Linked DNA regions of Homo sapiens: region 1 is linked to region 2. A link is an interaction called in ENCODE POLR2A ChIA-PET data of the cell type or tissue named here. Cell type or tissue: A673. All regions are shown on one strand. Each heading gives the region's core, and the rest is flanking DNA. Links, peaks and the distances in the headings are about the cores only. Region 1 overlaps DLG2 (discs large MAGUK scaffold protein 2). Region 2 overlaps DLG2 (discs large MAGUK scaffold protein 2).

What was found. Peaks named below come from ENCODE experiments on the same cell type or tissue, not always from the same donor. Only the 100,000 strongest peaks of a DNase experiment are listed, where the experiment ranks them.
Region 1: POLR2A ChIA-PET joins it to region 2 with 9 read pairs; 1 of 35 experiments calls an interaction of 5 or more read pairs at or near these places.

What each region holds. Positions count from the first base shown.
Region 1 is chr11:83,756,095-83,764,439 of GRCh38, reverse strand. The region is part of intron 18 of DLG2 (discs large MAGUK scaffold protein 2); the gene reads left to right. Among named protein-coding and RNA genes, the nearest start is that of DLG2-AS2, 120 kb to the right of the region's middle. In A673, for the core only: no CTCF peak of the experiment used is centred there; no DNase peak of the experiment used is centred there; H3K27ac peaks cover 2,310 bases.
Region 2 is chr11:83,598,207-83,606,551 of GRCh38, reverse strand. All of the region lies in intron 19 of DLG2 (discs large MAGUK scaffold protein 2), which reads left to right. Among named protein-coding and RNA genes, the nearest start is that of DLG2-AS2, 35 kb to the left of the region's middle. In A673, for the core only: no CTCF peak of the experiment used is centred there; a DNase peak (open chromatin) is centred at 4,221; H3K27ac peaks cover 3,663 bases.

The DNA of each region.
Region 1 (8,345 bases), core at 69-8,068, 160 kb before region 2:
TTGTGATTTCCATTTCTTTTCAGCACCACTCATTCAAATTGCTTTAATCTGATTTTTTGGCTAAATATATTCATTCATTAAACAACCATATATTGAATGTCTATGATACATCAGCACTTTGAAGTTCCAAAAGCTGGGAGTGGTAGGGTAGGAAGCTTCTCCCTCCTGCTGTCTCACAATCATTACTCCCTCCACAATCACTCCCACCGTGATTTTCTCAGCTCTGCACCTGTCTCAGGGGATCTGGTAGCCAATGCTTATGTGATTCCAGCCATGCGATAGTACTGCTGTGATTTTACATAAGCTGGTATGAGGCATACTCCCATTCATTAAGAAATGGCTTCTCTTTCCTAAATAACCCATCTGTAGTTAGAATCCACCAAACAGTTTTCAGAGGCTCTTGTTCAAACAAATGGCCAACATGGGCTTACCTGAAAGATAAGTTCTGAAATATCTTGAACTGGTCTAAATTAGGTGCAATGACTGTTCTATAAATGGAACCACTTTATAAGAATATGAGATCCGGCAAAATAGACAATCAATATTTTTAAAATGAGTTAATAATATGACAGGACCAGTGAGAGAAGAAGGACAGACAATATTGTAGGAACCATTGTGCCTGACTAGAGAGAAATTTCAAAATAAAGAGTGGGATATGGGTCCTGGGGTAATTAACTTTGAGTCTAAAATGCAGCTAATGTGGGATACAGCATTATATGTTATATTCCATTTTAAAAACCTGCCTATTTTAACTATAAGGTATGATCAACTGTAAGATGCAGCCTTATTTCAGGTATATAAAAATGTGGAAAAAGTTGCCTTTTACAATTGATGAAATATGGTGATCATTCACATTTTCCTTGCAACTCACATGGTGAACAGTCACATGTGGCATAAGTGAGATTGGCTGTGGGTTTTTCTATGCATTTATGATAAGTTCACTCCTTTCATTCCTAATGAAGAGAGCAATTTGCAATGCAAGCAAAAGTAAGAAGGAAGCTATAATAGAAACAATCTTGATTCACACTAATTTATTAAAAATCTGTTTTGTGAGAATGCATGGACATAAAGAAAAGAATGAGACACTGGAGTCTACTTGATGGTGGAGGGTGGGAGGAGGGAGAGGATTTAAAAAAAATCTATTGAGTATTATCCTTATTACCTGGGTGACTAAATAATCTGGACACCAAACCCCCACAACACACAGTTTACCTATATAACAAGCCTGCACATATACGCCTAAACCTAAAATAAAAGTTAAAAAAATTCTTAATTTCAGTTCTTTGTACATAATTGCTAAAACGTGATGTAACAGTATGTAATGCACCATAGGGGAGAACTGATGTCCCAAGCTAGCAAAAGGGTAGTATGGCAGCCCTTTATAGGGAACTTTGCCTTCAAGGGTGGACAGGGAGGTTGCTGCTCAAAAAGCCAACCTGGCAGATGGGAACAGAAAATAACAAAACAAAACAAACAACTACTTGCTTGAAACTATATCACAGACTCTGACTCAGATGTTCAAAGCTTCTAAGAAGCTGTCATATAACAATTTAATACTTGGCCAGGCACATTGGCTCACGCCTGTAATCCCAGCACTTTGGAGGGCCGAGGCAGGCAGATCACGAGGTCAGAAGATCGAGACCATCCTGGTTAACATGGTGAAACCCCGTCTCTACTAAAAATACAAAAAAATTAGCCAGGCGTGGCGGCATGCGCCTGTAGTCCCAGCTGTTGAGTAGGCTGAGGCAGGAGAATGGCATGAACCCAGGAGGCGGAGCTTGCAGTGAGCCGAGATCATGCCACTGCAGTCCAGCCTGGGTGACAGAGCAAGACTCCGTCTCAAAAAAAAAAAAAAAATTAATACTTAATCTCAACACTTAGGTTTGCCATTGTCCTTATCATGAAAATTACTACAATTCCCAAACTCATGGCACAAACATGTGTTGACAAAATCTATATACAAAATGTGAGGTATAGTCGACAAAATCTTTAGAACAAAATGTGAGGTGATGCTAGAATGTGGTGACAATTTTGCCCTAACTTAATTGGAAAGCCATTGTAACTTGAATAGAATGGTCCACCTGCAGCATGGTCTTCCCTGCTCTGTCACATAGCATCAGAAAGGACCAGATACTTGTTAAGAACATCTTTAAACTGTGTTGTTTATGCTTTTGTTTTTGAGTCAGCAATCGCTGACAGATTTTAGAAACTGGCGGGAATAAAGAATCAGACATTTAATTTGGCAGGGCAGTCTTGTACTTCAGATAAATGGATCTGGATTTGTGATGCCTTCTTCAAAATATTAATTTCTCTTTTGAAACCAAATCATATTTGGCTTCAATATCTTATTTAAAATGCATTTTTACTTACATATCATCTGCTTTGAGCTCTTAAATAGCCTGGGAGTTAGATCATGGACTTTGAGCTTCTCAAGGATTAGAACAGTGTTCTTCTCACGGTTTGTTGGTACTTGCCCAGCATCTGGTAATTACAATAACTCCCTGGGAGATTCAAGGGAAAATTTCAAGCCAAGTAAGAACTGGAAGGGAAAGACCTCCACATCCAAATAAAGATACATTTTATTTAAGTAAGATTTGTTGAGTTGCTATGCTGTTGTGGGATCTGTGCTAGGTAGTGAGTTTATGAGGATGAATGATACAGCTCCCGGCCTCCATGTTTCCCATGTATTAGGGAACACACAACAGCACGTTGTCAAGGGTGATCCAATAGGGGGAAGCACAGGGGGATTAGAGATGTCTATGTAGCCATTTGCATTCAATCAGAAGGAGTCTAGGAGCAGTTAGTCTAGGACCTGAGATATGATGTTGGGGGTAATGGGAAGTAGGAATCCAATTCAGACAGAAATACATGCATACAAATGCAATTCAGACAGAAATAAACAACAGGAACAAAGCTTCAGAGAAGAATGAACAGGGTGCATTTGTTTCAGAGACTATCATTATTCAATATAATTGTAAGTTGCAAATTGTAATTGTAAATTAAGGCATCAACTTGGGATTGGCCAAATATCAGACTGGCAAGGAACCACTAATAGAACTCGAAGTGAATTATTTGTGGAGAATTTAACATAGGAGTTATTTACCAAAAAGTGGGCCAGATGTATTAACACTTGAGAGGTACTCCAGGACTATTAAGTATGGGATTGTTACCCCTCCTAGACGGGGTGTCCTTGTAGCAATTATCCAACTGCAGAGATTCTCCTAAGGAGACTGCAGTGAGGAATCCAGCAAATAAATGCCCATTCTCACTGTCATTCTGCTTCTCATCTCCTGCTAGTGTTGTCCCTTTGCCAAACCCAACCAGAAGCCATATGTGCTCCATGCTTATCAGCTTCCCAGGCACAGATCAGAGTGAAGAAGGGTGGAGAGCTGAGAAGCCAACAAGCAAAATCTATACAGCATAAATCTGAAAAGAAAAATTTGGCTAAACCTTGAAAGGTCTTGTATCTTCTGCTCATTGTCTTATACCTTAAGACAATGAGGTACATTCAAAGGGTGTTAAATAAGGGAATATTTTTATAGAGACAACCCATGATGTACTTGATGTAGGCAGAAAGGTAGGGCAAGACTAGAGAAACAAGGAGGAGTTAGTAAGCTGCTACAGTTGTCTAGGCAAGGGACCGTGGTGTTGAACTGGGAAGATGCCAGTGGAAATGGAAAGAAGGGACTGGATTTGTGACTGATCTATTTGGAGACAGTTTTTTGTTGTTGTTGTTTTTGTTGTTGTTTTTCTGTTTCTGTTTTTAGAATAGATGGAGATGGTGGGCCAGGAGCAGTGGCTCACACCTGTAATCCCAGCCCTTTGGGAGGCCGAGGCAGGTGGATCACCTGAGGTCAGGAGTTTGAGACCAGCCTGGTCAACATGGTGAAACCCTATCTCTACTAAAAATAACAAAAATTAGCCGGGCGTGGTGGCAGGCACCTGTAATCCCAGCTCCAAAAAAAAAAAAGAATAGATGGAGATAGTGAGATTAGAGAAGAAAGTGAGCAGGCATTGAACTGGAAGTCTAGAAATGAGAAAGAATATGTGTTTAGGACTTGGTCTCAGCTTTTGCACTATGCAGCTAAGTGATCCAGTTGATCCAGCCTCTTTTGAGCCTCAATTTTGTTATCTGCCAATAATGGGAATATAAGCTGGACTTCTTAAATTCTTAAATTTAGTATTCTGTTCTTTTTCATTCATCATAAGCCTGGAGACAATTTCTGCCCACCAGGTGAAAGGCTTTTAATGAACTGAGCATGTCAAGGGAACTTCAGGAATTCACAAGAAGAGTCTGAGGATATTGCTCAGCTGAGGGTCTTTTGGATGTTGAGTTTGTTTATTAAGCAATTCAACTGTCAGTGCCTTAGATTTTAATGTAAGGGAATAGAAGGCCACCCATGGAGGGAAAGTTAGTATGTCCTCTCTGCCTTCTAAATATCACAAACCATATTGAATATTATTCATTTTGAAATGATTTAATAAAACATCTTCGGGAGCTTCAAGATTCCGTTTTGAATGTCCTACTTGTGAGTTTTGGAATCTGGGACAGAGCTGAGCTGAGCTGGTAATTATTATCAATGTTGTAATTATTAATTTGGGTTCTGGATGTCCTTTATAGAACCTATAGGACTTCTCCTAGTGAAGAACAGGAATTTGGCAGTCCATCTTAGCTACTAGTATAAATTTTTCTGCAGAGATCTTTCTCCATTTAAAACCACTATGAGTACAAAGCCCTCCTAGGTCTCATCTAACGTTCTGTGATTTTGTGTCAACAGGAACCTCTCTCACAGAGGGAAGTCACTTCTTAAAGAAACAGGTAGGGTGGTATGACAGCCGCATGAGTGTAATTTGTTGAACAATGAATGCAGGGAGGAACTACTCTAAATTAAAGTCCTACAATGAAAAAAAAATCAATAAAAACAGCTGGAAAGCAAAGACATTTGCTAAAGCCTTCGAGGTCACAGTTGTGCTAATTAAAAGAAAGCCCAAGGGGGTCAAGCAGATTTTGAAAAGAGCTTTTGGATGCCCCCCATCTGAACGGCTGTTCCCTTGCTATTCACCGCAGGTACTTGTTCTCTCCAACCACAATTCTATGCTCATGCATGTGCCTTGATTTGGAATGTGCCCTCTGCCATTCGGCTATCCCTGTCTCACCTCTTATTTTGCAATCAACTCATACAACCTGCCCTTCCAGGACAGCTCAAGTCTCCCTCCTCTATAAAGCTTCCAGTTGCTATCTTTCTATCTTCTGAACCATTAATGTACTTTACCTATATAGACACTTATGACTTTTTACATTGTGTCATAGTAATTTATGTACTTCTTATTCTCTCCTTTAAATCAGAATCTTTCTGACTCATTCCGGTGTCTGAAATATATTAGATATTCAATGTATATCTCTTCATTGATTGAATGAATGAAGCCATCAATTAACCACTCAATCAGTGAAAATAAATAACATGTCCTTTGAAGTGTACTTTCTCTGTGGCCTTGGAAAGCATCTCTTTTATAGTTTCTGCTTCATCAAAAGTTCAGCAGTCGTATCCATAAAAATATTATATTACAAAATGGTAAATATCCTAAGAAATTACATAAATGATACAATTGCAAGCCATATTATGAGTAAAGAGGAGGGTGATATAATCAAAACAAGAATGATCAGCCTAGAAAGTAAGATTGAAACTGTGGTATTTAATTATTTTTAAGTTACTTTTTTTAACTCCTTACTATATGTCAAGCACTGGACTAAGCAGATTGCATGCATTTTTTCATTTAATCTCAAAGCATGCCTATGAGATAGTTACTTGTATTCTCTTTATGGTACACATTAGGACACTGAGACTTGGCAAAACTAAGTAATCTACTCTAGATTACCCAGCCATTAAGTAGCAGTGCTGGGTTTCACATACAACTCATATATATAACTTCATTTATGCTGTACTATGCAACGAAGTCTCATAGATTTCGATAAATGTGACTAGAGAATAGAAGCCACCTATTCTCCTATAGACTGCAAAGATATGGAAAAGGAACATGGCTGGTAAGCTAAAGGATCAAGGGATCCAGTCCCCTGATGGACTGGGTTATGGGGAGTGGGTGGAGAGGGGTGCATAGTTCTGTGGGGTAATTGGATGTGATGTGGAAAGACGTGTGGGGCCTGAAAAGGGACCAAGAAGGCTGAACTAGATCCTGGTGGAAATGAATGGGAGACTAACCAATAGAAGTGGCAGGTTTGGAAGATTAGTCTAGCAGAGGCACACAGAGTTGTTGGGTAATAGAGTGACTTGTTAGGTTACAGAATTTTTTATTACAACCTTCAGAGTCTTTCTCCCAAGAAAAGAAAAGACATTTACAGTCAGCAAAAATTTTATTTGAATCTCTGTATGATTACTTCCATATAACCATTTCTAGCCTAAATTCTGTAATAATTATGTCCTTGACTTATAGTTGGTGGACACAGATGTTAGCTTTGTTTGTATTAACCAAGTCAATAGGGGCAACAGACATGGTGATCAGTACTCAGTGCAGTTGTTCTGATACCAGCTTTTCTACAGGTGGTTATAGGAAGTGAGTAGGAGAGAAAATAAGGGAAATACAAAAGTAGGAAATGAAGAGAAGGGGGTGGTAGTTATATTAAAGGAACTTTAGGCATCAAAGTCTGATGAGGAAAGGGAATGTGCATGTATGAGTGTGTATATGTGTGTGTGAAGTCAGAGAAGCTTTCTAAGAAGCCCTAAACCCCCCTTCATCAAGCCATCTCCTTTAAGCAACCCTGAGATCAAGAGAAGGCATCAGGATCCCTGTTTCTGATCAACACAAATTATCTAAGGTCTCCTTACCTTTGCCCCCAGTCTCTGAAAGTCTTCATCTATTCATCTCAGCCTCTATTTAAAGACAGTTTGCTTTACAACATGGTGGGTTGTCCCTACCATTATGCATTGAGTGGCGATCTTGGATCCCACCTCTGGGTCCCAGCTCACCTCTTTAACACTTTCAGTGCCACTTTAGGCCACAAAGTAGTTCTTTGTTAAGTGATGACTTTCTAGCTTTGAAAAGTTTCAGAATGTAAACAATGCAGTCTCCACTCAGTAGAACCCAATTTAAATTGTTTGAAATATATAAATTCACTGTTACTCAGTCAGTAAGAACCAAAGCAGTATCAAAAAGCAGAAGAGCCCTAGCTCTGGAGTCAGACTGACCTCTGAATTCCAACTCTGTCACTTACTCTGCTGACCTTGGGAAAGTTGTTTAGCCTTTCTGAGCCTCATTTTTCTTCATAGTGAAAATGGGGATCATATAAATTCCTCAAAAGTAAGACACATAAACAAAATAATGCAGACAGGAAATCCTAGTAGAGAACCATATACAAACTAAGCACTCGGTGAATAGGACAGGTGATAACTATTATCCTCATAGGCACACTTGCCACATATGCATATTGTGTATGTTTGTTTAATATACAATATATGACATGTATTTCTATATTAGTGCTTTATGTATCTGTAATACCTAAGACACAATGTGACACATAGTATATGCTCAATAAATATTTGCTGAACAAAGCTGAAAGGCTAACTATAATGGGTTTTTCTCATACAAATGTTGTATTTTATGTTAATAATGAACTCCAAGACTCCCTAAGACTGCTAACTCTATGTAATAATCCCCAGTAACAGATTATAAAGATGGAAATTTTTCTATTTGTTTATATATTTTTTCAAAACTGGGCTGGATTACTTTTATCAAATGCTTTCTCTGGTATAAGATACTGTTCTGTTTTACATGTATTACCACATTCGATTCTCACAAGAATCCTATGAGGTTATTATCTCCTTCTTTCAGATGAGGAATCTGAGAAATAAAGATGTAAGGTGATCTGTTCAGGCTCACAGCTTGTAGGAGGAAGACCCAGGACTCCAGCTAGGAAGTCTGGCCTTAGAGCCAGGACTTGAAACTACTACGCTTCTCTTCACAAGTTCTTATTGTTTTGTTTGTTTGCTTTTAGCATAAAAGCTATGAAAATTAGCAATATATCTCAGTCTTTTAAAGCACAGTAAAAATAAATGCATTTGGCAATCTTATATCTTTACCAATTATATAATTACACTAAGTTCATAGCTATTTGCCATCTTTAGCACACAAAACATTACATAAGTTCACACTTCAGAATTAAACCTGTGGCCCAGGTGGTTCTAAAAGCAGGTAATGCATTCTGGATTTCACTCCTGTGAAATAATTATAAATTATTTCATAAATTAATTCAATTAAATAATTATATAATTCAAAAAGATTCTAATACTGAGGGTGTGGTGCCTCTCCATAATGATGCCGGAAACTATTCT
Region 2 (8,345 bases), core at 234-8,233:
GTATGGGCTGACGTTCCTAAAGGGAAGCAAAATTGTTTTTTCTGATTTCAAAGATGATGAGAAATACTAGTGGAGATGTTAAAGGCTTTCAGTACCTCTGATGCATCTTTCACTATGATAAGATTGTTTTTAGCTTCTGGCTGCACCCATCTAAGGTTTCCTCACTCTTAATAAAACAATAAATGCCTACGGATTTAGATACATAGATACAGATTAGCTAATTGTTTTTGTTCATTATGTTGTGTTTTAAAATTTCTTTACTGACTACAACTATAGTATATATACATATATTCTATAAATGTTAGCATATATTAGCATATATGCTAGTATGTATAGTAGTGTATACTGACTACCTTTTAACCTCTGGTTCCTAAGAGCTTAAATCCTCTGTGGATCTCAAGTTTGTGTAAATCTTTTAAGTATGAAAAGATAATTTATGTTTTTAAGTAGCAGCTCCTCCCTTTCTTGAAAAGGAGTTAAACACCAAAGAATCACCGATGACTCTGTGGAATGAGTCTAAAAAGTAGCATAACAACTAGTATAGTGAAGTCACTCAACAAATGTATGTTCCCTTCTCCTAGTATCTCAAGTCACAGATAAGTAAATCACAGCGACAGTTTAGAGCGGTAAATGCTATGCATTATGAGATACTAATGTTTTTATTGCTACCTTTCATGGCTTGATAGCAGAAAAATGCTGACTGCTGACTGCCATGAAATGGAAGAAGTATGAAGTTCTCACATTTGTGGACAATAGTGGAACACTGCAAGTACTCTTGCATGTATTGTTCTGTGTTCCATTCACAAACCTGGCTTTTGCAGTCCTTTAGAACATAGCTGATAATATAGAAAGTAAGAACTGCAGGAAGCAGCTGCACCTTTAACTTGCTGCATGACCTTGAATAAGTTTTTAAACTCTTCGAGTCTCAGTTACTTCATATTTAAAGTGAGTATAAAACCAGTTCTTATCCCATAGGGTTCTTATGAAGATTAACTAAGCTTATTCTGGTAAAGCTCTTCAGAATATTATGTGGCACTTAGTAATCAATCGTTGTTGCTGTTACCACTGTTGTCTCTTCTGGAGTTATTTCCCTGGTCCCACTGCTTTAGAAATTAGTTGGGACATTTATGTTTATTTCTTTGCTTGCTTGCTTACGTGTTTTGTTTTTTTCTCCACGTTATTAAATACCATTGCCGAGTGGGTCGTAAAAAGCTCATTTCCCCTGTTAGAAAACACAAAATTTTAACCAATTTGATTTAAAGATTGAATTGGCTTTCATTCATGAATCAGGCAGCATCTCATCCAAAGACTTAGATAAGGCACTCCAGTGAGCTGAGGAGAGGAGATTGGCTTTATAGGCAGAAAATGGCTCAAGAAAGCAGAAATGGGAAACAAAATTGAATTGGGCATTTTAAAGCTGTCCTCCTCATAGGGTTAAATCAGAGGAAACTTCCTTATCCTTCTGGCTCTGTTAAACTGGGCCCCTTCTGATTGGTTGCTGTGAATCAATCAATCTCTCTCTCTCTCTCTCTCTCTCTCTCTCTGTCTTTGAAAACTGGTCCATTTCAAAGTTTGATTATATGGCACCTAACATTAATGACTCTATTCTGATTTGCTCTGGCCTGTTGGGCCTAGTGCAGGAGCTTAGTCCAAACAATAGCCTCCCATAAATTTCATTTAACACCCTTTGAATTTAAAACAAAATTTTAAATTAGTTTTTGTCTTATAGATTTTCTTTTTTTAAAGCAGTTTTAGGTTCACAGCAAAATTGAGAGGAAGGTACAGAGATTTCCATATACCCTGCCCCCACACATGTGTAGCCACCCCCATTATCAAAATTCCACACCTGAGTGGCACATGTGTTACGGTTGATGAACCTGCATTGACACATCATTATCACCCAAAGTCTATGGTTTCACATTAGGTTTTTCTCTTGGTATTGAACAATACATGGCTTTAGACAAATGTATAATGACATGTATCCATTATTATAGTATCGTATGGAGTACTTTCACTACCCTAAAAAACCCTGAAATTTGACAAAGTGTATTTTTCAGCTCCCAGAAACACTTGTTTCAGAAAAAAGCAGGTGAGGATATTCAGTTCCTCAAAAACCCAAAGATGAGTTGACCAAAAATATGACTCCAAGAGAATTGTATTAAAGAAAAATATATTCTCAGAAGTTTTATTCCAAGAACACACTTGAAATTCAATCTTAACTTGGTAACATTTGCCTGTGCTGGCTGGATGATAAACACACTTGAAATAGGTGGAATCTCTTATGAATAAAGGAAGCAGTTTGAAGCATTGTCATTGTGAATATAGTAAACTGCTGAAGATAAATTTTTCTAGTATATTTGGAGTCTTGGCATGAAAGCCTTCATCATCACAGTGCTGTCTTTTTGTTTTTAATTTAGTTTAGTTTAGTTTAGTTTAATTAGCTTTTCAGCACTTTCTGCAAGCTTGAGCAAAGATATTCATGAATATATTTCTGCTAAACCACAGTAATGAATTATTTATTTTGAAATCTATCTATATTTTTAGCTACTCATACCAGCAGTTTAGAGAAATAAAAACCTTTGGGATCTTATATCTGACTTTTCTGAGGTGAAATGTGACATGAATTGAAAATAAAAGAGAACAGATATTTGCAACTTGCATAGCTGGTAAAAAATCACTTCTAGAATACTATACATGGAGAACTATAAAGCAATCAGAAAGATTCAAACAGCCCTATAGAAAATGGGTAAGGACTTTTAAAACAAAGAGGAAAAAACACAAATTACTTATTAACATATGAAAACATGCTTAAAATCATTGATAATCAAGGAATTACAAGTTAAACTGCAATAAGGCACCACTCACATTTACTAAACTGATAAAAATTATGAAGTCCAGTTGATTCAAGTGTTAGAGAGGATATGAAACTGTTAGAATTCTCATCCACTGTGTCAACTGGAAGAACTACTTTGGAAAACAGTTTAACATTATTTAATAAAATTAAAAATATTACTCAGCGACTCCTTTCTTTAAGCATGTACCTTAGGGAAAATTTGTATACAGGGATAGAAGACATGTATAACAATATATATACTGATACTGTTAATAAAATCTAAAGATAACAATGTAAGATGGATGTATGAGTTATATTTATACAATGAATATAACTGTGAGAATGAATGAAGAACTGTTATATACATCAACATGGATGGGCCAAAAAAAGAAAGATAGTTAGAGGATGATTTACCCTAATTTCAGGAGAGTTACTTATGGAAGAAGAGTACTTAGGAAGGAAATTATATAAAAAATGGCATCCTGAGGGAATCTAAGTCACTGTTAATATTCTTTGTCGTGGTGATCGGTGTATAATACTATTTTATTTTTAAAAAATTGTGCAGAGATTTTATATGATTTATTGAATATGCGATCTATCTCTCTCCCACTACCATCACTTGTATGCATTCATTCACACACACACGAACACACATACACACACATACACACACATGCACACACATACACACACACACACAGTCACTGGGTTTTATCCCTAAAACAAAAAAAGATGGTAAAGCATAGGCCTAGACTGAGTGTATGGATATAGAAAATAGAATCATGAAGGAAAATAATAAGAATGCTCTTTAAAATGTGATCATATTGCCTCAGTTTGTTCTATAAATAGGTGAGACTGAATTATAAATAAGTAAAATTGGAATAAAAAATGATAAACTAATTTTGTCAGCAATATCACATCCTTGTCACCATTTCCTGAGCACTTACTATATTCAGGTTCTCTCTTCATTTTTTCTGTTCTTCACTATACCACTATGAGGCAGGTAAGAATGTATCCAAATTTACACAGAGGTGTGCTGTGAATCAAAACAGCTAAAAAAAAATTTTGTCCAGTTCTAAGACTGAAACATGGCCAAGGAGCTGCTCTGAAATTCAGATTCAGTCTGCCGGGCCCAGGCCCCATTCTCTCCATTCTGCCCCAATCTCTTTCTTGGTTTAACGTTTTCTCCTGCAGGGAGGCAGTGTTAGAGATGAATAGACTCCTAGTCAAAGTCTTAGGACAAATGATGTCCTTATTGGACTTCCAACCACCCTTTCTTTGTTGTAACTCTCCACAAGAATAAGAAGTTCATATTTTCACAATATTAGGTGCCATCCACTGCCGGCATGGTGCTGTAATTTGCTGGAAAATAATGACTCAGATGACTAATCTGTATGAACGCACATGCATTTTGCAAAGTGTTGTGTCAGAGCACGGGTCAAATCAATTAAGTGTTTTGTAAGGACCCAATTTTCATACTGGAACAAGTTAAATAATTGACTGCAATGAAAAATGCTAGGGAGAGTTTGTAAGAAAATTAATTGAAATCAGAAAGCAGAAAGACTCGCTCATTTCCAGAAGTGATATTTGAAATCCAGAAACATGTGGTTCATTCATTTCCTCTGTCCATGATTTATTCCCACTGCAGCACATTACTCTCTTGGTTGCTTTGCAAAAGTGCTCAATCTTCATCCTTCTTCCTGAGGAAGAGGGGTCTGTGGCAAAGTGCTTTGGGAGCTGGAGTCTGATTCACCAGGACACAGTCTGGTAGGTCTGTCTCTACAAAGCAGGGTTCGTTCTGGTCTCAATAAGCAGAAAACACTAAGAACTTGGAGAACCAGAAGCAAAGATCTGTGATCACAGCAAGTTGTTCTTCTCCTTAAGAACTTCATTGACGGCTGAGCCCTGTGCCTCACGCCTGTAACCCCAGCACTTTGGGAGGCCGAGGCCGGCAGATCACTTGAGCCCAGGAGTTCGAGATCAGCCCAGGCTGAAACCCTATCTCTACCAAAAAAAAAAAGAAAGAAATATATACAAAAATTAGCTTGGCATGTTGGCATGTGCCTGTAGTCCCAGCTACATGGGAGGCCGAGGTGGAAGAATGGTTTAAGCCTGGGAGGCAGAGGTTGCATTGAGCCGAGATCGCACCACTGCACTCCAGCTTGGGCGACAGAGTGAGACCTTGTCAAAAAAAAAAAAAAAAAAAAAGAACATCACATATTACTTTGCAGCTGTAATTCTCATATTTGGCTGATTATACAAGTTGTTTGAGAAGCTAACAGGTGGTTCAAACAAAAAGAGAATCGTTGGCTCCATCCCCACACTTACCAACTTACCAAGTCAGAACATCACAGGGTAGCTACATACATCACAGGAATTCTACATACAGAACACCTTAGGGAATTAAACTAAGTTTGGAAACTACTAGCCCATATAGAATAATGCCCCCAACTCTTCGGCATGGCATTGAGGACCCTTGGCAAAGTAATCTCAGTGTACCCCACTTCCCCTGATTATGAGGGGAAGAACTCTATTTCTCTTCCAACATAAAGCCATAGGACTTTGCATTCATTTCTTCAGTAAACATTTATTGAGCATCTGCTATGTGCCAGATTTGACAGGTATTATAGATTGTATCTTACTCTATCATTGCATGCTCTTAGTTGAGTTCAGAACTTCTACACTAAGTAATAGCACAGCCTGGCTTATGCTAAATGACAACTGAAACTTCTACCAAGGATAGTAAATACCTATAGGCAATGCTTCCCTCAATACCAGAACAGACATTGTTTATCATTGCACTCGGCATTCTTCCCACTGAGTCCAGAGACAACTTCAGAAGCTTTCTCAACAGCCTCTATCACACCATCTGCTTTGGCATGTGAGGCAAAGTCTGTTTGCAGCCTCTGTTATAGCCCATGTTTGACAAGACTAAACTAATACCCTTCCTCCCTCCTTCACTTTCACTGAGGTGACTGAACATGTGCTCAGGCTTTAGGAAAGGTAGGAGTTTTCAGAGATAGTCATTGCTTCTGAGATTGGTGTGTGGGCAGTAATGCACCCCAGGGCAGAGGCCCCAGTCTGCACATCTCTCTGTACAGGAGGGCCGTGTATTTGCTATTGCTAGACTAAGAACATGGATGACTTTTGGCACTCAGACACTACCCTCTCTCTCTTCCTGTCTGCCTTGACTGTATGTAGCTACGATAGTAATCCACAGCATCAAACAAGTTTTCTAAAAGTCCCATTAAATACAGGCTGCCAAATTTTGTGATTCAATTTTTTATATTCAGGAATGGACTTTAAGTTGTGATAGCAGAAAAGGAGATGTATAAAATTTCTCAAGAGAAACATTGCATTCTTGTCTTCACAGGCTGGTTCCAATAGGAACAGGAAAGAGTAAAATGGAGAGCTCAGCTGGATTCACACAGACCTGGAATTGAATGTCATACACACACACACACACACACACACACACACACCCTATAGCTAGCTGTGTGAACTCATCTTTTCCTCATCTTTGAAAAAAATAGGATGTGTGTGTGAATAATCTCTCTATCATGAGCTTATTTTAACTGGCATAGACGTATACATGAGCCTCTTAAATGCCTTGTTGACCATGCCTTTATGTTCTCAGTTTCTGGCCCAGAACCTGGGACATTAGGGAGGGTTTCAATAAATGTCAATCACATCAGATTACACTCAGCTTATCTGTAGGCAATTTATCTAACAATCTCAAGGATCAAAACACTATTAAGAACTAATCAGTAGCCAAAATAAATGTTCCTAGAAATATAGATTTTCCAAGCTCATGAACTTAATTCAAAGATATCTCTACAGCCCCTCATGCAAAACCTATTTAACATTAGTTTAGTTCTTCCAAACTACTAATACTGCTTTTCAACTCACTGTAGGTTACAGATAGGATAATGAGAGCAAGAGAGAAAGAGAGAACTAGTAGGACTCAAAAAGATACTAACCAGTGATTATAGAGTGCCTGCCCTGTGGTTGGGGCTTGATAAATGACACAGGATCTTGTCCTCAAAAAACACAATGTCTAGTGGCGGTGGGAGTTACACAGGTAATTCCACAGTATTACGCTGTTATGAAGAGCTATTCAGTGCCCCATGGTGTCACAAAGAAAGGGGTAAGTGGTCACTCCTAGTCAGGGAATTGACAAAGGAAGGGCAAGATGGGTTTCCTAAAACCTAAGATGCTTTTTGGATCTTTTGAAGGATTGGTAAGTGTTTATTAGAAAACCAATGATAGGGAGGGAGGCGATAGATAGTTGTCCAATCAGACGTAACAGTTTTCCAATCAGAGGAAGCTGGATAAGCAAAAGCAAGGAGGTGTGAAATAGCCTAAGGCCCTCAGGAATCTATCATGCAAGACCTGGTTCAGCATGACAGAAGCCTACTCTCCTCTGGAGGGGTTAGGCATGAGGGAAGGGGAAGTCCGAGAGGTGATAAGGTGAGCTCACAGAGGTATTTACATACCTTCCATGCTGAATTTGGACTTAAGGCTGTAGTTCATAGAGAGCCATTGAAAGAATTGTTTTGTTTATTAAGCAAGCATGTCAAGTACTCAGATGTGGTTTTGGAAAAACTACTCTTGCTAAGTGCCAAGGAAGGACTTGGGGATGCTGAGAATAGGAATAGGAAATAGGGGAACCTGTTTGGCTGCTGCAGCAATCCAAGCTAGAAATTGTGAGGCCCTAAACTAGGCCTAAGCAATGGGACTGGAGAATATGGGGCAGATGAAAGCCAGCTGGAGGTAAGGCCGCAGGATTTAAATGTGTGGCAGATTTAGGGCAGGGGCAGACAGCTTTATACACCTCAGTAGCCTTGAAGATACTACTGCATGATACACAGTACCAAAAATGACATGTTGAATGATAGTCATGAGACTTCAGAAGAATTTAAATTATGTTCAGTATACTCTGTTTGCTAAAGCAGTGAAGCGTAACATCTATTTTAGAGAAAGTTCTGCCTGAATAATTCATTTACATTTAATATATGACTCCCAAAGATCCTAATAATGAGCTTTAGTGTATATGAAGATCTAAAGTTTATTAAGTAGCTAGTATTAAAGGGTCTCTATCAGTATATTACCTCATTTAGCCTCAAAATAACCTGCTGGGAAAGTACTCTTGAATCCAAATGCAGATGAGCAACCCTAAAGCTGGGACAGAGGAAATCAATGTTTGAAGATCACACGGCCAGCAGTATTAGAACCATTTTGACTTAAAAATCCAGACTCTTTCTACTACACTGTCATTAGCCTAAACTTTTCCAATAAGCAGCCATATTCTGACTGAAATGAGAAGCTATTAAATATTGTAAAACTGAAATATGTGCTTGGGGTTTGTTGTCCCATCTTTCACTTTAAGATGGTGCTCAGGAGTTTCTGAAACGTTTTGCTGGGAATGAGTAGACGATGATAACTTCTCTGAAAGAACAGCCAAAGAGGACAGACAGAACATGCGTGGAGCTGAGAAAAGTATTCCAGTAAC